2 separate regions of the Homo sapiens genome follow, and region 1 is linked to region 2. Evidence: chromatin loops called from intact Hi-C (ENCODE). Cell type or tissue: breast epithelium. All regions are shown on one strand. Each heading gives the region's core, and the rest is flanking DNA. Links, peaks and the distances in the headings are about the cores only. Region 1 has its middle 32 kb from the start of THOC2. Region 2 overlaps GRIA3 (glutamate ionotropic receptor AMPA type subunit 3).

Region 1 (9,280 bases), core at 788-8,787, 310 kb before region 2:
AGCTCACGCCTATAATTCTCAGCACTTTGGGAGGACGAGGTGGGTGGATTACCTGAGGTCAGGAGTTTGAGACCAGCCTGGCCAACATGGTGAAACCCCGTCTCTACTAAAAATACAAAAATTAGCTGGGCATGGTGGCGCACACCTGTAATCCCAGCTACTCAGGAGGCTGAGGCAGGAGAATCGCTTGAACCCGGGAAGCAGAGGTTGCAGTGAGCTGAGATTGTGCCATTGAACTCCAGCCTGGGTGACAAGAGTGAAACTCCATCTCAAAAAAAAAAAAAAAAAATCCTGCACCAAGCTGTAGTAGGCTGCTTCTAAAATGGCTCCCAATGATCCTCACCTCTTCAATATTCACCCTCTTGTAAATCCCTCCTCTTGTGTTGGACCCAGCGACTTGCTTGTAACAAATGAGCCATGGCAAAAATGATGAGATGTCACTTTCATAGTTAGGTTACAAAAGACTGTAGCTTCTGTGTCTTGCTCATATTCTGTCTCTGGCTCTTCCTAAGTGATTACGCTGATGCAGAGGGCCCCCTGGCAAGGAACTGGGGCCTTTAGTCCAACAGCCAGCAAGGAGCTGAATCCTTCCAGCAATGATTTGAGTGATCTTGGAAGTGCATCCTGTCACAGTGAGCCTTGAGATAAGACTGCAGCCCCAGCTGACACCTTGATTGCAGCCTGTGAAAGACCCTAAATGGACACCTTGATTGCAATCTTATAGAGAATCTGAAGCAGAAGACCCAGTTAGGTCAGGACTCTAGGCTTCACAGAAACTGTGAGGTTATAAATGTGTTGCTTAAGCCATCAAGCTTTATTAAAAAAAAAAGTGGAATTCAAGATCAAATGCATTAAGACGAAAAGGGGGCATAAATGGTTCAATCCTTGTTGAAGTGATGAATCACAAACTTTTATGTACTGAAGTATCACAGCTTAATATTTACAGCAAACTCTCAGAAACCCAAGAAGATTTTGATAGAAAACCACCACCATAATGGGAGATTATAATATATCTCCTTCAGAACTTGAATGATCAAGTAGATGAAAAATAAGCTAGAAAATAGATGACTGAATAATGTGACAAACAAGTTCAACATATAATCATATATATGTATATTTCCACACGCATTTTAAAATGTAAACTATTTTGTTTTCCAGGTCTTGGGAACTCGGAAAAAAAATTTTTAATGTAAATTATGTTCTAATGTCTATCAACTGTGTGCTTCTTCACAGAGGAAAACTTCATGAATTTAAAGAAGCAGAGATTTGTAGAGGCAACACATTCTCATTATAATCCAGTAAAATTTAAAATAAATAATTGAAGATGGTCAAAATATCTTTACTACTTAAAAACTGAGGAACAGTCTCCTAGATACCCCTAGATCACGGCTGGGTGCAATGGCTTGTGCCTGTACTCTCAGTGCTTTGGGAAGCCAAGGTGGGAGGATTGCTTGAGACCAGGAGTTTGATACCAGTCTGGGCAACATAGCGTGACTCCTGTCTCTACAAAAATTTTGTTCAAGATCAAAGCCTAGGCAACATAGTGAGACCCCATCTCCAAAAAAAAAAAAAGTAGCCAAGCATGGTGGTGCATTCCTGTACTTTAGAGGCTGATGTGGGAGGGTTGCTTGAGCCTGGGAGGTCAAAGCTGCAGTGAGCCGTGATTGTGCCACTGTACTCTAGCCTGGGTGACAGAGCTAGAACCTGTCTCTAAAAAACAAGACAAAACAACAACAACAACAACAAAACCCCAGAGCTTTGGGAGGCTGAGGCAGGTGGATCACTTGAGTCCAGGAGTTCAAGACCAGCCTGGCCAACATGGCGAAACACTGTCTCTACCTAAAAATTACAAAATTTAGCTGGGCGTTGTGGCATGCGCCTGTAATCCCAGCTACTTGGGAGGCAGGAGAATCACTTGAACCCGGGAGGCAGAGGTTGCAGTGAGCTGAGATCATGCCACTGCACTCCAGCCTAGGCTACAGAGAGAGACTCCATCTCAAACAAACAAGCAAACAAAAAAACCCCACAAATCCCCAAAAAACTCCTAGATAAAAGAGAAAATCAAGACAGAAGTTATAAATTTTTTAGGAAGTAACAAAAAGGTAAATGCTTTATAACAAAACCTATGGGATCATCTAAGGCTCTATTTAGAAGAAAATGTATAGCTTTACATTAGGAATCACAAATGTGTCCAGGGCCTATGTAGGTGATGTAGATGTAGGAAGTGGTTAGATGTAAAAATAGGTAGAGGAAGGGCCTATGGAGAATTGGAGAGTACATGACTGTCCTAAAAGCATTCAAATCCAGCAGTTTGCAATACTCCACTATAAATGCTCTTATTATTAAAAGTGGAAAATATGTACACTGAGTAATATACTATAAACACAGTTGCAAAGCCACAAAATTATCCAAAAGAAAATACAAATAGGGAATTAATGAAAGATAAAGCTCAAATGAGTGAACTAGAAACTCGTCACAGGTTGGGTTGTCAGGGAAACAGATACTAGGGAGTTAAGGGTACGAAAGGTTTATAGAGGAGTAATGTCTGCGGAAAAAAAGGGAAGGGGGTGTTGTACGACTGCAATGTAGACCTGAGAAAGTCTCTGTCAGTCCAATGGGGAGCTCTGGAGCAAAGATTGTCCATCAGATGAGTTCTGCATTGAGCAGAAAAGGCTATATCCCAATACCTCCTTTTGCTCCATCATTAGCCATGGGCATCCTGAGGATGATTTCAGCTCAAAAACTGAGGTGGTCTGACCTTGGAGCTACTAACAGCTGATGGCAGTAACAGCTAACCAAACTCCTTGAAGCTGGACAGTGAGAGCCTTCATGAAGTGGGATCTGAGTAATGCCTCTCTGTTTCTATCACAAAAATAAACAAAAATGCGTAGAGCCAAAACCCAAAAGCTGGCTTTTAAAAAAGTAAATTCAACCTATTAATGCTTCCACCGTTTTGTGTCTCTGTGCAATTTGCAAAATTGTTCAAGTGGAATACATGTGCACAAATTTTCAAAGAGTGGATATTTAGGATCTATTAAATTATATATTAGGCAAAAAACAAGTAGCATTTAAAGGGCTGCCTGCCATGGTGGGAACTGTAAATCAACATATTTTCATGCTGGCCTTTCTTCCACTGCCCTAAACGAGGAAGAAATTTGTAATCAATTCATATTTTAAAAGGGCTACTCCTGCTAGAAAACAAGAGAACATTCTATTAGTTTGAGGTTTGAGTGTCCCCCAAGATCAAAATCAGCGTAAGCCACCGTGCCTGGCTTGATAGTCAATATATTTCTAAGTCTCTCCTAAAGATTGAGCAGAGTAACTGTCCAGAACTTTTGACCTCAATGGCAGAAATAGAAGAAACTGCACTGTCCGAAATGGTGGTTGTTATTGAGCACCTGGAATGCAGCGAAGCTAATCTGATTGGAAATGTGTTGTAAGTGTAAACAGACAAGATTTCAAAGACTTAGAATGCAAAAAAAAAAGTAAAATATCTCATATTTTTCATATTAATTGATTATGATCTATTTTGGATATATAATATTAAATCTATTACGATTTGGCCGAGCACGGTGGCTCACGCCTGTAATCCCAACACTTTGGGAGGCTGAGGTGGGTGGATCACCTGAGGTCAGGAGTTTGAGACCAGCCTGACCAACATGGTGAAACCCCGTCTCTACTAAAAATACAAAAATTAGCCAGGTGTGGTGGCATGCACCTGTAGTCCCAGCTTCTCAGGAGGCTGAGACAGGAGAATTGCTTGAACCCAGGAGGCAGAGGTTGCAGTGAGCTGAGACCGTGCCACTGCACAACAGCCTGGGCCACAGAACGAGACTTAATAATAATAATAAATCTATTAAGATTTATTTTACCTGTTTAACTTTTTCTAATGTAGCTACAAGAGCATTCAAAATGACACTCATAGCTCACATTTTTGGCTCATGTTATCTTTCTATTGGATAGTGCTGCACTAGCTACGTATTGTAGAGTTTCCTGTATTCCTCTTCTTTTGACTCACTGAAAGTTCCAACCAGTACAGAAATGGTGGTAAGCTCATCCTTATGGTTCTCCATGGCTTTAACAATATAAGGCCAATGTATGTCATACTGTGTTCAATTTTTGATTCTCCATACATCTTTTGCTCAATAGGGAGGTCATACAGAGGTGTCCTGTGTCTATCCATACCAGAAAGTGCACATCGACAGGGAACACATGATGGGAAGGCCATAAGCACCAGCAACAAAAAGACCCATGGAGTGCGATAATGGCTCTAGAATCTTTTTGTTAACCGACCCTGTGAAAGTCGCCCTTCTAGCTGTGCTTTCAGTTGAGGTCCTGAGACTGACTACCACTGTGTACAGCCTGATCACTCGATTGGCCATCTGGTGCAGGAGGATGAACCGAGTGGCGGCGGCGGCGGCGGCGGCGGCGGCGGCGGCGGAAGAAGCGGCTCCAAGAGGAACCAGGCACCGCGAGCCCAGCGCGGGAGGAGGAGAGGGGGGAGGCGGAGACAAAGGAGGATAAGATGACATCCGGGGCGGCGACGTCGGAAGATGGGGCCCGGAAAACTCTAGGTCCCGCCCTAGGAATTCTCCTTGGCAGGGCTGAGTCCGCTGAGCCGCCTCCGCCGCTCCTTTCCTTCGGCTCACACTGGCTTCATCTGCCGACTCTCAACTAACCCAGTTTTCTACCCTGGACTGGACCCTCCCACCCAGCCCCTAAAGCAGGTGTTTTTTGGCTTTTTTTTTTTTTTGAAACGACTAATAAAATAGACAAACTGTCAGCTAGCCTAAGGTAGGAAGAAAAAAACAAAAAAGAAGGAAAGAAGGGGAAAGGAGGGAAAAATATTAGTAATGAGCAAGTCGATAAAAACACAGCCATATGATAAAAATTTTAAGAAACTATTGTGGGTAACAAATGTGAATATGTAGAAGAAATGACTGGTTTCCTAGCAAACTATAAACTACCAAAATTGACCCAAGAAGTAGAGAACCTGAAAAGAGCAATAACCACAGAAGAGAATGGAGAGTCACCAGGTCTAGTTGGGTTTTAGCTAAGTTTTAGCTAACCTTTTTTTTTTTTTTTTTTAATGCTTTGATTAGAAAAAAAAAAAATAGAGACTATGTTCCTCAGGCTGGTCTTGAACTTCTGAGCTCAAGTGACCCTCCCACCTCGGCCTCTCAAAGTGCTGGGATTACAGGTGTGAGCCGCTGCTCCTGGCCAATTTTAGCTAACCTTTAAAGAACAAATAACTTCAATGTTATCTAGTCCATTCTAGATAGTGTTTTTCAAAATATCTGCAGTGAAGAACAAGTTTTTTAAAACTTAGAATTATTGTGGACATATACTTCTGCCATTTCTTTCTTTTCCTTTTTTTTTTGAGACGGAGTCTCGCTCTGTCACCCAGGCTGGAGTGTGGTGGCACGATCATAGCTCACGGCAACCTTTGCTTCCTGGGTTCAAGCGATTCTCATGCCTCAGCCCCCTGAGAAGCTGGGACTACAGGTGCGCCACCACACCCGGCTAATTTCTGTATTTTTAGTAGAGACAGGGTTTCGCCATGTTTGCCAGGCTGGTCTCTAACTCCTGGCCTCTGTCCACCTTGGCCTCCCAAACTGCTGAGATTACAGGCATGAGGAACCGTGCCTGGACTACTTTTGCCAATTTTAATTTAAAAGACTAGAAAAATTAAATAATACGCAGACATAAAGTGCAAGGCCAATTTTCAAATTTTTAGAATAATCAGAAATAAAATTAAATTTTCTTAAAAAATAATCAAAATAGTCCGGGCGCTGTGGCTCATGCCTGTAAATCCCAGCACTTTGGGAGGCCTAGGTGGGCGGATCACGAGGTCAGGAGATTGAGACCATCCTGGCCAACATGGTGAAACCCTGTCTCTACTAAAAATACAAAAAATAGCTGGGCATGGTGGCCCGAGCCTGTAGTCCCAGCTACTCAGGAGGCTGAGGGAGGAGAATCACCTGAACCCGGGAGACGGAGGTTGCAGTGAGCTGAGATTGAGCCACTGCACTCCAGCCTGGGCGACAGAGCAAGACTCCATCTCAAAAAAAAAAAAAAAAAAACACTTAAAAAAAATCAAAATAAATTGAACACGGTGGCTCATGTCTGTAATCCCAGCACTTTGGGAGGCAGAGGCACGTGGATCACCTGAGGTCCGGAGTTCGAGTGCAGCCTGGCAAACATGGTGAAACCCCATCTCTACTAAAATTACAAAAATTAGCCAGGTGTGGTGGCACGTTCCTGTAATCCCAGTTACTCAGGAGGCTGAGGCAGAAGAATCACTTGAACCTGGGAGGTGGAGGTTTCAGTAAGCCAAGATCGTGCCACCACTGCACTCCAGCCTGGGCAACAGAGCAAGACTTCGTCTCAAAAAAAAAAAAAAAAATTGATTGAGACCATCCTGGCATCCTGGCTAACACGGTGAAACCCCGTCTCTACTAAAAAATACAAAAATAAAAATAAAAATAAAAAATAACATAGGGACAAATAAGATAATTACAAAACCTGAATACATTACTCATTGATGAGTCCGATGATCACTGCTTGGATGTCATAATGATGTTAAATTGCTATAACAATTTCTAAACCCTCTCAATTTCTGTATTTATCTCATCATAGATGGTAACACGTTAGGGACAGGCACCAGTCCTCAGACCACAGAAAAAGATGAAAAGATCCGAAATTTATTTTGTAAAGCTAGCATAGCCTTACATGTGGGAATATATTAAAATATGATAATATTTGCACAAAAGATACATGTAGAAATTCGAAATAAAATATTAATAAACTGAATTTAGCAGTGTAGCAAAGAATAATATACCATGACTAAGTAGGGTCTATTTAAGAAAAGAAAAAAAAAAAAAAAAAATTGCTGAGCACAGTGGCTCACACCTGTAATCCCAGCATTTTGGGAGGCCAAGGTGGGAGGATTATTTCAGGCCAGGAGTTTGAGACCAGCCTGGGCAATGTAGTAAGATCCTGCCTGTACAAAATTATAATTATAAAAATAAAGAAAAGCAAAAATGATTCAACATTAAGAAATCTATTAACATTGCTGGGCATGGTGATATGTGCCTGTAGTCTCAGCTACTCAGGAAGCTGAGGTGGGAAGATCGCTGGAGGCCAGGAGTTCAAGGCTGTAGTGTGTACTATCAATGTACCTGTGAATGGCCACTGCACTCCAGCCTGGGCAACATAGTGAGACTCCAAAAAGTCTATTAACATAATTCATGACCTGAAGCAATTAAAGGAGAAAACTCATGTTATTATGTCAATAGAAACTGAAAAAGCATCAAAAATTCAACAGCCATTTCTAATAAAACTTCAAAGTAAAATAGAAATTAAAAAGAAACTATAGGCCAGACACGGTGGCTCACGCCTGTAATCCCAGCACTTTGGGAGGCCAAGGTAGGCAGATCACTTGAGGTGAGGAGTTTGAGACCAGCCTGGCCAACCACTTTGTCTCTACTGAAAATACAAAAATTAGCTGGGCATGGTGGCATGCACCTGTAGCCCCAGCTACTCGGGAGGCTGAGGCACAAGAATTGCTTGAACTCATGAGACAGAGGTTGCAATGAGCCGAGATCATGCCATTGCACTCCAGCCTGGGCGGCAGAGTGAGACTCTATCTCAAAAAAAAAAAAAGAAAGAAACTATTTAAACATGATAAAGACTTCCGAAACTCAACAGCAAACATATTAAATGAAAATGTGAAGTCATTTTCACTAAAATCAGGAACGAGAGAAGGATGCTATCACCACTGTTATTCAACATTGTTTTGTATGTTCTAAACAATCCAATAAGACAAGAAAATGAAGTGGTATGTGTAGAAGACTGTTAGTTGTCCTCCAAAATCTATTCTCCCCTTCCTCCTCAGAAGTTCGGCTTTAAAGCACATGACTGAGACAGACTACATTTTCCAGTTTTTCTTAAAGATACCTGCAGCCACATCACCATGTTTGCACCAGTAGAATATGCACAGAAGAGATAGGTTTCAATGTACCCCTCAAGTGCTTAAAAGGAAATTGCTTGTCCTAGACTTTTCTCCCACCCTGCTCCCCACAGGCTATAATATAGGTACAACTGTAATTTAGCTTCAACCATTCAGATGAGCACAATACCCCAGTAGATGGCTGGATAGTAATGGATCACTGAATAACCTTGTGGAGCAAGGATGTCCCACCAGCCTGAATTGGTCATATGGATATGTAATAAATAAATAAGCTGGACAGGTGTGGTGGCTCATGCCTGTAAGTCCAGCACTTTGTGAGACTGAGGTGGGCAGATTGCTTGAGCCCAGGAATTCAAGACCAGCCTGGGCAACATGGTGAGACCCCATCTCTATTTTAAATAAATAAATAAATAAATAAATAAATAAATAAACTTCTATCATATTTTTTTTCTCTCTCTCCCTCTGGCTCTCATTTGGCTTTTACTAAAACCAATATAATAGGAATAATTATCAGAAAAAAGACCCAGAAATTATCAAATTTTTATTATATTCATAGAAAACCCAATAGACTCTGGTTTTACAAAAATTTCCAGAATTGTTTTCCTCACACCACTGACATTTTGAAAAAACTACTAGAATTAATAAAAGTTTTTGGTAAGGTGGTTAGCTACATGACAAGCAAAAAACAAGTAGAATTTTCTAATGTTACGAATAACCAGCTAGGAATAGCAATGGGAAAATATTCCATTCACAATACCAAAAAAAATTTAAAATAATCTAGGAATGAATGGAACAGGAGATATACAGGATTTATATGAAGAACATTATAACTTCTTTTTGAAAAACCTAAAACAAGATCTGAGCAAATTGAAAGATATAAAAACACTAATCCTCCCTCAAATAACAAATACAATAAAATTCAAATAGGAATATTTGTAAACATCCCATTGAACTGGATAAAACAACTTTATATTATAATTATTATAGAAATTAAAATTGTATTTATTATTTTGAATGAGTAAAATATTCATATCGTTCAAATTCAAAAGGTCCCAAGAGGTATGCTGTGATAAAGCTCTTTTCCAGGCCTCCCCCAGCCACTCAGTCCATTCCACATAGGCAGCCTAGGTCACCAGTTTCTCCCATAAACTTTCAGAGATATTTGCATCATCATTATTATTATTTTTTTGAGACAGAGTCTCACACTGTCACCCAGGCTGGAGTGCAGTGGCACAATCTTGACTCACTGCAACCTCTGCCTCAAGTGATCCAGCCTCCCATAATGCTGGGATTATAGGTGTGAGCCAG
Region 2 (8,000 bases), core at 1-8,000:
TAGGATATGCATAGGTGATCCTTACAAGGCAAGGTGCTAGAAGGAAAGAAGGCCAATGATGCCACAGCTCTGGAGAGCTCCTGACCTCCCCCTCTTTTCCTCCTTTCTTCTTTGCCTCTTCTAATGTTTGATGGGATTGGAAGAGGACAATGTGCTTGCATGTCCTACTAGGGTGGGTGGGGTAGGACTATAAGGGAGGGGTAAGGTGTGGCTGGGGTGGGCCCATTCTGAAGTTCTTTAATGTAGTCACAAGTCTCAGGTCTACAGAAATTAAGTTCTTTAAGTTAAGACTCCAACTGTGGAAATCTCAAGCACTTGGTTTAGACTCATGAAGAGGAGATTTTTGTGGTGAGAATTACCTGCCATACAACTTTTCAAATACTCCCTTATTCAGAGAGGCCTTAGATTTGTCATGACTAGAAGCAGGAGATAGCTGAATATCTTTAAACTTTATATTTCCATAAAGCTTTCTGGGTGCCAGGGTGATTTAACACACACCATCTCATTTAAACCCCACAGCAGCCCTGTGAGGTGGGTGCAGTAGCTATTGTTTTTTCACTGCTTACTCCCCAGCACTGAGAACAGTGTGTGTGCCCAGTAGTGCCCCATAAATATATATTGAATGAAAGAATGAATTCCCATTTTATAAAAGATGGAACTGAGGGTAAGGGAGGGTAAGTGCAGTGGCAATGCCAAGAGGTGCCATAGTGGGCTTTAGCCTACTCACTCATTTCCATGAATCTACCCCCTCAGTATAAATCAAGCCTGAAAAAAGCTGTGTGCTTGCTAAGCAGTTTCCAAATAAGGCCTAACCAGAACTCCACCTTGAAGAGTCTCCAATACAGAAATTCAAAGATTTGCCATTGACTCAACTACTTATCTTAGGTCACACAGCTAATGAGGAACAAGGCTGGGACACTATCCAAGTCAACTAGAAAGGTTTCAGATAGATCTTTCCCCGTGATAACCCCAGCCTCTTTTGCTTGCTTTAGCACTGACAATATCCTTTTTGATGAAAGAGGGCAACTCACCTCCAAAAACATTTTTTGCTTCTTGTCCAAGCTTTTTTTGAAGTTGGGGTAAATTGTAAATTAACTCCAAATCCCCTCTCACTAAGGCACTGGAATTAGTGAACATTCTTGTCACTCATTGTAACCCTGCTATAGGCCCTTAGTGTCCATACTTCACCATGTAAAGTGATCAGAGCAATTTGAGGCAAAAGAAGAAAAATACATCTGGGTTGCCAAATGCATCGGACACATTTTTTTCTTCCACTTATGTTTTGAAGAAGTCAATAGCTCTAATAAGGTGCATTTGGAAAAAGGAATCATTGATTTTTACAGTTTTCCCCCTAAAGTAAAGGAAATAGTTTCCATTTTGATTTGGAGCAAGGCACACAACAAATGATATCATTTCTAAGCATGGCCAAAACCCCAATTTCACTTTCTTCCTTCACTTAGGTTTGCACATTTTTAACATTCAGAGAAGTACTGCTTGTCTGTGTCCTTTTGCTTCAGACAATCAGCAGCTGTCATGAGACTGTGTATTGGTGAACACAGGGGAAAGGAAGGGAAAGAAATTCTGGTTTCTATTCTTAGTTTTTCTACTTGTGTGTTATGAGCCTGACTGAGTTATTTTGAGGGCTGGGCTTTTAGATAACTTCATTGGAGTTGGAGGTCACCTTTCGCCTAGACATTAAGTTTTGCCCTCAAATGTAAATGACTTTGCTTAACAGTTTCAAACTGTGTTCACAAGTCCAGGGACATGTTTCCTTCCACTTCAAGAAGGGCTATTTCTGATGTCTCCTTTCCAAAGGTGCAGGTGACAATCAGCTAAGTTTCCTGAGACCTTTCTAGTGTCCCTCTCTGGTATGCAAAGTCAGATTACTGTTCTGATTAATCTTCTGCTTCTCTTGCTGAGTCAGACTAAGCATATTCCAATGGGTTGAAAATAGTGCCAGTGGCCATGTGACTTTGAAAGCTAGAGTCAACACATTCTTTCAGAAAATGTTTCTAAGGTACCATTGCTCTATTCTGGGAGAATGGAGGAAGGGAAACAGTACCCTCTACCCCTGTGTCTCTCAGTAAGCAACAACTTTGCCTCTCAGGAGACGTTTGGCAACAACTTTTCATTGTCACAACTTGGGGAGAGGAGTGCTACTGGTATCTAGTGGGTAGAAGCCAGCGGAGCTGTTAAATGTCTTACAATGCACAGGACAGCCCCCACCACCAGTAATTATCCGGCCCCAAATGTCAACGGTGCTAAGGTTGAGAAACTCTGCTATATGGACTTTGATTAAGCCATCTTTAAGTAAGAAAACCCATCATAACTAACATTTAATTGAATACATACTTTTTGTTCCAGGTCCATTTCAAGGGTTTTACATGTGTTAACTCATGTAATTCTCACAACAACTCTATGAAATAGATTATACTATTATATATTACCCCATTTAAACATGCAGAAACAGAGGCACAGAGGAGTTAAGTAGTTTGCTTAATGCCACACAGCTGGTATGTGGTGGATCTGGGAACTCATTCAGGCTCCAGAGTCTGCTCTCAAACAGTACACTATTCCTAGATAGGTTAAGCCATGTGGTAGGGTTGGGATGACTTCACAGAAATTCTGCTTTCTGATTGAAATGATGCTTATACTTTAGCATCATTTCAAGGGGCATGATATTTCTATTATTCCCTCCCTGAAATGTAGGATTGGAGACTAAAGTGTCTTACCCTTAGTCCACATGAAAACCCTACCTTTTAAACCAGAAGTTGACAAATTATTTTTTTCTCCTTATTTTGAGAATGAAAATATATAAGGAGTATAACGTTATGTATTGAACTTATATGGCTGTTATAAGCCAAGACTGTGAGTCAACTTTTATTTTCACAGATGCTCCTCATTTTCCACTCCCCTGCGTGGGTAGTACCACCTCTCTTTCATTTGCCTTATCAGGTAAAAGATGCCCTCCCCACCCCATCCTGTGCTCAGAAAAGAATTGGAAACATTCACACTGAGGTAGAAATGATGAACAATATACAAAAGTGTGATCTCCTCATAGGATCAAACCACAGCTAAAGGAATGATAGCCTAATGGTGGACACATTAATTGGGTATGGAGGAGAAGTTTGTGTGTGTGTGTGTGTGTGTGTGTGTGTGTTGAAAACCTGACTTTGCTATGTACCTTCACCTTTAGATTGCAGAACCTATTTTCTTTTTTTATTATTTTTTATTTTTTATTATACTTTCAGTTCTAGGGTACATGTGCACAACGTGCAGGTTTGTTACATATGTATACATGTGCCATGTTGGTGTGCTGCACCCATTAACTCATCATTTACATTAGGTATATCTCCTAATGCTATCCCTCCCCTCTCCCCCCACCCCACGACAGGCCCCGGTGTGTGATGTTCCCCTTCCTGTGTCCAAGTGTTCTCTTTGTTCAATTCCCATCTATGAGTGAGAACATGTGGTGTTTGGTTTTCTGTCCTTTTGATAGTTTGCTCAGAATGATGGTTTCCAGCTTCAACCATGTCCCTACAAAGGACATGAACTCATCCTTTTTTATGGCTGCGTAGTATTCCATGGTGTATATGTGCCACATTTTCTTAATCCAGTCTATCATTGATGGACATTTGGGTTGGTTCCAAGTCTTTGCTATTGTGAATAGTGTCGCAATAAACATACATGTGCATGTGTCTTTATAGCAGCATGATTTATAATCCTTTGGGTATATACCCAGTAATGGGATGGCTGGCTCAAATGGTATTTCTAGTTCTAGATCCTTGAGGAATCGCCACACTGACTTCTTCCACAATGGTTGAACTAGTTACAGTCCCACCAACAGTGTAAAAGTTGCAGAACCTATTTTCAAGACAGAGAATGGGTCACAAAGAAAGTGTGTCTGCCACACCCTTTCACTACTAACTAGAGCAAAGCCTCAAATTCCCTGACTCTCAATCAAGGATTGCTTCTAGGACTGCTATCACTATTGAACACTCCAAGGTCACTTCCCTCAGCCTTCTAGAGTTCTATTTTTCAATGAAACGGCATCTCCAGCAATCCAAAGCCAATTACCATTGACCAATTGGATTAAATGTATTTTTATTTTCTATTACTAAGATATTCAAAAGAGAAGTTCAATACTATTGTTATTCTTGAATCAATTAATTGTAGTGTGGAGGCCAAACCTGACAATACAGGTCCTAGGAAATGAGCGGGAAAATGTTCTTCTATTAAGAAGAAAAATCTATCCTGAAATTGCAATGTTTTGTTTCCACTGTGGCTGTTACTTCCAGGTCCCTGGAGAATTATTTTCTTACTAAGGGGAGAAAAAAGCAATGAAGAAAAGAAGAAGCAATTTGCTTGGGGTTATCCAAAAGAGCCCAAATTTTCCATTTAGAGTTTTTTTTTTTTGGGGGGGGAGTGTTAGTTTCCTAAAAGGTGAGCTGGAACTAATCTGAAGAGAAGTTCTGTTAAAGCCAGCTTGTCAGCAGGAAATACTATGTACCTGGGAAGCTACTGATGACTGCTTCTGTGATTCTGGTTTAATTGGCCTGAGGCGGGGCCAACATTGTAAATAATGCTTCCTAAGTGATTCTAATATTCAACGATGTGTTTAGAATAATCAACAATGGTCCTACAGCTGCAACAACTAGCTACCAATTAGTGCATAAATACTGACAATGAGAGGGCTACCATTTATTAAGCACTTACATGCAACAGGAATGGTGCTTCGTGCATTATATACATGATTGCTAATTCTTAAAACAACCTTGTGAAACCAATATTATCTCCATTTTACTGAGAAGTTAACTAATACTTATAGAAGTTATTTTACTTCTCCAAGGTGATACAGCTGGTTAAATTTTTAGCTCTGACCTCACTAAAGTTTAGATTCATTTATCCATCTACCTAACTGATATCTCCACTTAGATATCTCATAGGTATCTCCAACTTAGCATGGCCAAAATGGATCTCTTGATTCTCCCCCACCCCTGCTTGCTACTCCTCTAGGGTTCTCCATCAGAGAAAATGGCAGCACCTTCCAATTTGTCCAGTTGCTCAGGTCAAAATCCTTTTAGTCATCCTTGACTCCTCTCTTTGGCCTCACATTCCACACCTTGTCAGCTCAATCTATATTCAAAATGCAACCACTTCTCCCTACCCTCCTCCTAATTCAAGCTAATCATTGTTCACCTGAAATATTGCAATTGCTTCTTTTTTAAATTGAATTAATTTTTTTTTTTTTTTTTTTTTTTTTTTTTTTTTTTAGAGACAGAGTCTCTCTCTGTTGTCCAGGCTGGCGTGCACTTGTGTGATCCTAGCTTACTGCAGCTTCGAATTCCTAGGCTCAGGGATCCTCCCACCTCAGCCTCTTGAGTAACTGGTACTACAAGCATGTGCCACCTCATCCAGCTAATTTTTTAAAAATTTCTTTGTAGAGATGGAGATCTCACTATTTTGCTGAGGCTGGTCTTGAACTTCTGGGCTCAAGTGTTCCTCATGCCTTGGCCTCCCAAAGTGCTGGAATTATTGGCATAAGCCACCATGCCCGGCCTACAATCACTTCTTAAGTGGTCTGTCTCCCTGCTTCTCAACTTTTGCCCTGACATAGCAGTCTGATTGATCCTTTTACACATAGATTAGATCATGTCATTCCTCTGCTCAAAGTCGGCTAAGTGACTTTCTGTCAAACAGAATATAATCCAGAATTTTTACCACGGTTTGTCTTCTTCACTGCTCTCATCTCTTACCACTCTTTCCCTCACTTACTTCACTCTAGCACATGGACCTTCTTCCTCAAACCTACCAAGTGTATTCCCATGTCAGGGCCTTTGCTAACGCTATTCCATCTGGAATGCTTTTCTCTCCACGCAACTCCACCTCATACTTTCATGGCCTGCTCCTTCCTTTCATTCAGGGTGTCTGATCAAATGTCAGAAAGGCCTTCCACAATCAGCCAAGATGAAATAGCACCTCCACACCAACATTTTGTCTCTTCACCAGCTTTTTGTCTTCATTGCACTTAACACCAACAGAAACATATATGTTATTTACAGAATTTGTTTAATTTTGTCTCACCCACTACAGTGATTACAAGGACTTTGGTTTTGAGCCCTTACAACAATGGCTGTCATATAGCATGTACTTAATAAATATTAACTGAATGAATAAATGCGTAGCTGAGATTTAAACCCAGCTCATTTGACACCAAAGTCTATATTCTCCTTCTTCTCTCTTCCAGAGTTTAGAGAGGTAAAGTTATAATTCCAAGTTTGCATAGATGCAGGGGGACAGAATTAGTATTCAAATCCAGGTGTGCTGGCTTTCAAAAACCTGTGTTGTTTTTTTCTACTACTCTGCACTGCCTCCCAGTGGAAAGATCGTTAGTAGCTACATTGACCAAAACTAGTGAATTGAGTGAAGTTTACTTCTTTGACCTGTTGTTTTGACATGATTTTATATAACCTTGATCTTCTTTCTTGGTTCAGCTTTGAAACCTGTGCAAGATGCTCCGAGGTAAAAGGCACCAATATGATAACTCACTAGCTTGTCACAGGCCCTAAATGCTACCATTAGAGATCATGCCTTCTGTTTGACTTGGTCAAGTTACTTAAATTTCTCTAAGACTCTAATAATTATCTCTGAAATGGAGATAGACTACTAAATGAGATAATTCATGTAAAGCACCCATAACAGTTCTTGGCAAGTAGTAAGTCTTCAATAAAGTAGATTATGCACTCATGGCAAATGGGAAGGTAACATGACCCCACATCCACTGCCTTTGTGTGGTTTGGTTTATTTGAGAATGTGTGCCAGAAGAATACCAGAGGAAGAAGAATCAAGATAGGTCTTGGGGCAGGCAGGCAATGTGGAGTGCCACCCCGATATGTCAGGGGCACGTGAGGGCCTGGGCACATGTGGGTGACAGGAAGTATGGTATCATATTAAGTGTTTTCAGTCCTACTGTGGCACAGATTAGAATTAAAGTTAACTCAACAGATGCTTGGCAGAGAATACTTTACAGTGCCAAATGGGGCCACTAAAATGTTCACTTTCAATATATTCATATTTCACCTTCTCCTGTGGCTCTCGATTTTGAACAGTTGGGTTTAGATTTAAGTCTTTTCCTCCTTGCTGTGTTAGGAGCGTTCTGGTAAGTATTATTTCTAAAGGTGCTATGCTGATTTAAAAAAGGTGGCTGGCTGCAGTTTTGTCTGGCAAACACACTGACTGTGAAAGCTGCAGGAAAATTGATTTTCTGGCATTTGCGTGTCCTGGCATAAACTGCACGCCATGGAAGCTCAAGTTACAGAAGCTTCTGATAAGTGCAGCAAGTGAGGTTGACTTCATGAAATGATTAGGTTCCACTAATCTTTACCATTGGGGTCAAGGCAATGGTCTCCATATGCAAAATGGCAGATAAAACTACTAATTTGCTGCTATTTCATTAGAGAAGTAGTCAGATAGCCACTTAATCTGATAGCCATATGCAAACACAAATCAGCACACTTATTTAAGTCCCCAATCTTCATGCTCAGGCCCTGATCTCAAATTGTCTTTATTCTGCCTTGGCCAGCATGAGTGCTGTGGAGAAGCCACCTAGTCACCAATGCTCTGGAAGGGGCCTGTCTGTCCCATGTTGAAATTTGTAGTTATGTGCAGTTTTCTTTTGGTGTACACAGCAGTTGTTAAGAGTATAGATCCTGAAGTTATAAAGACCTGGTTTAGGTACTTATTAACTGTGTGACTTTGGGCAAATAATTCAACCTCACTGAGACTCAGTTTCCTCCTCTGAAAAATGGGGATGGTAATAGGACCCACCTTATAGTGTTCTTGAGGTAATGAAATGAGAGATTGCTTATAATGAATTTGACATAGCTCACGACAACATAGTAAGCACTTAGTTTCTCCCCAATTCCATAGTTGTATCAGGAATTGTGGTACCTGCTGTAAGGAATGGAGATGTGGAAAACATGTTCCTTATGCTCAAGAAG

The links. A loop is a pair of places that touch in the nucleus more often than their neighbours do. Peaks named below come from ENCODE experiments on the same cell type or tissue, not always from the same donor. Only the 100,000 strongest peaks of a DNase experiment are listed, where the experiment ranks them.
Region 1: a loop joins it to region 2, with 22 times the contacts of the local background. A loop is called at or near these places in 8 of 110 quality-filtered maps.

Annotation. Positions count from the first base shown.
Region 1 is chrX:123,760,393-123,769,672 of GRCh38, reverse strand. It overlaps the pseudogene MEMO1P4. Among named protein-coding and RNA genes, the nearest start is that of THOC2, 32 kb to the right of the region's middle. In breast epithelium, for the core only: no CTCF peak of the experiment used is centred there; a DNase peak (open chromatin) is centred at 4,532; H3K4me3 peaks cover 968 bases; H3K27ac peaks cover 422 bases.
Region 2 is chrX:123,448,779-123,456,778 of GRCh38, reverse strand. All of the region lies in intron 12 of GRIA3 (glutamate ionotropic receptor AMPA type subunit 3), which reads right to left. Among named protein-coding and RNA genes, the nearest start is that of GRIA3, 270 kb to the right of the region's middle. In breast epithelium, for the core only: no CTCF peak of the experiment used is centred there; no DNase peak of the experiment used is centred there.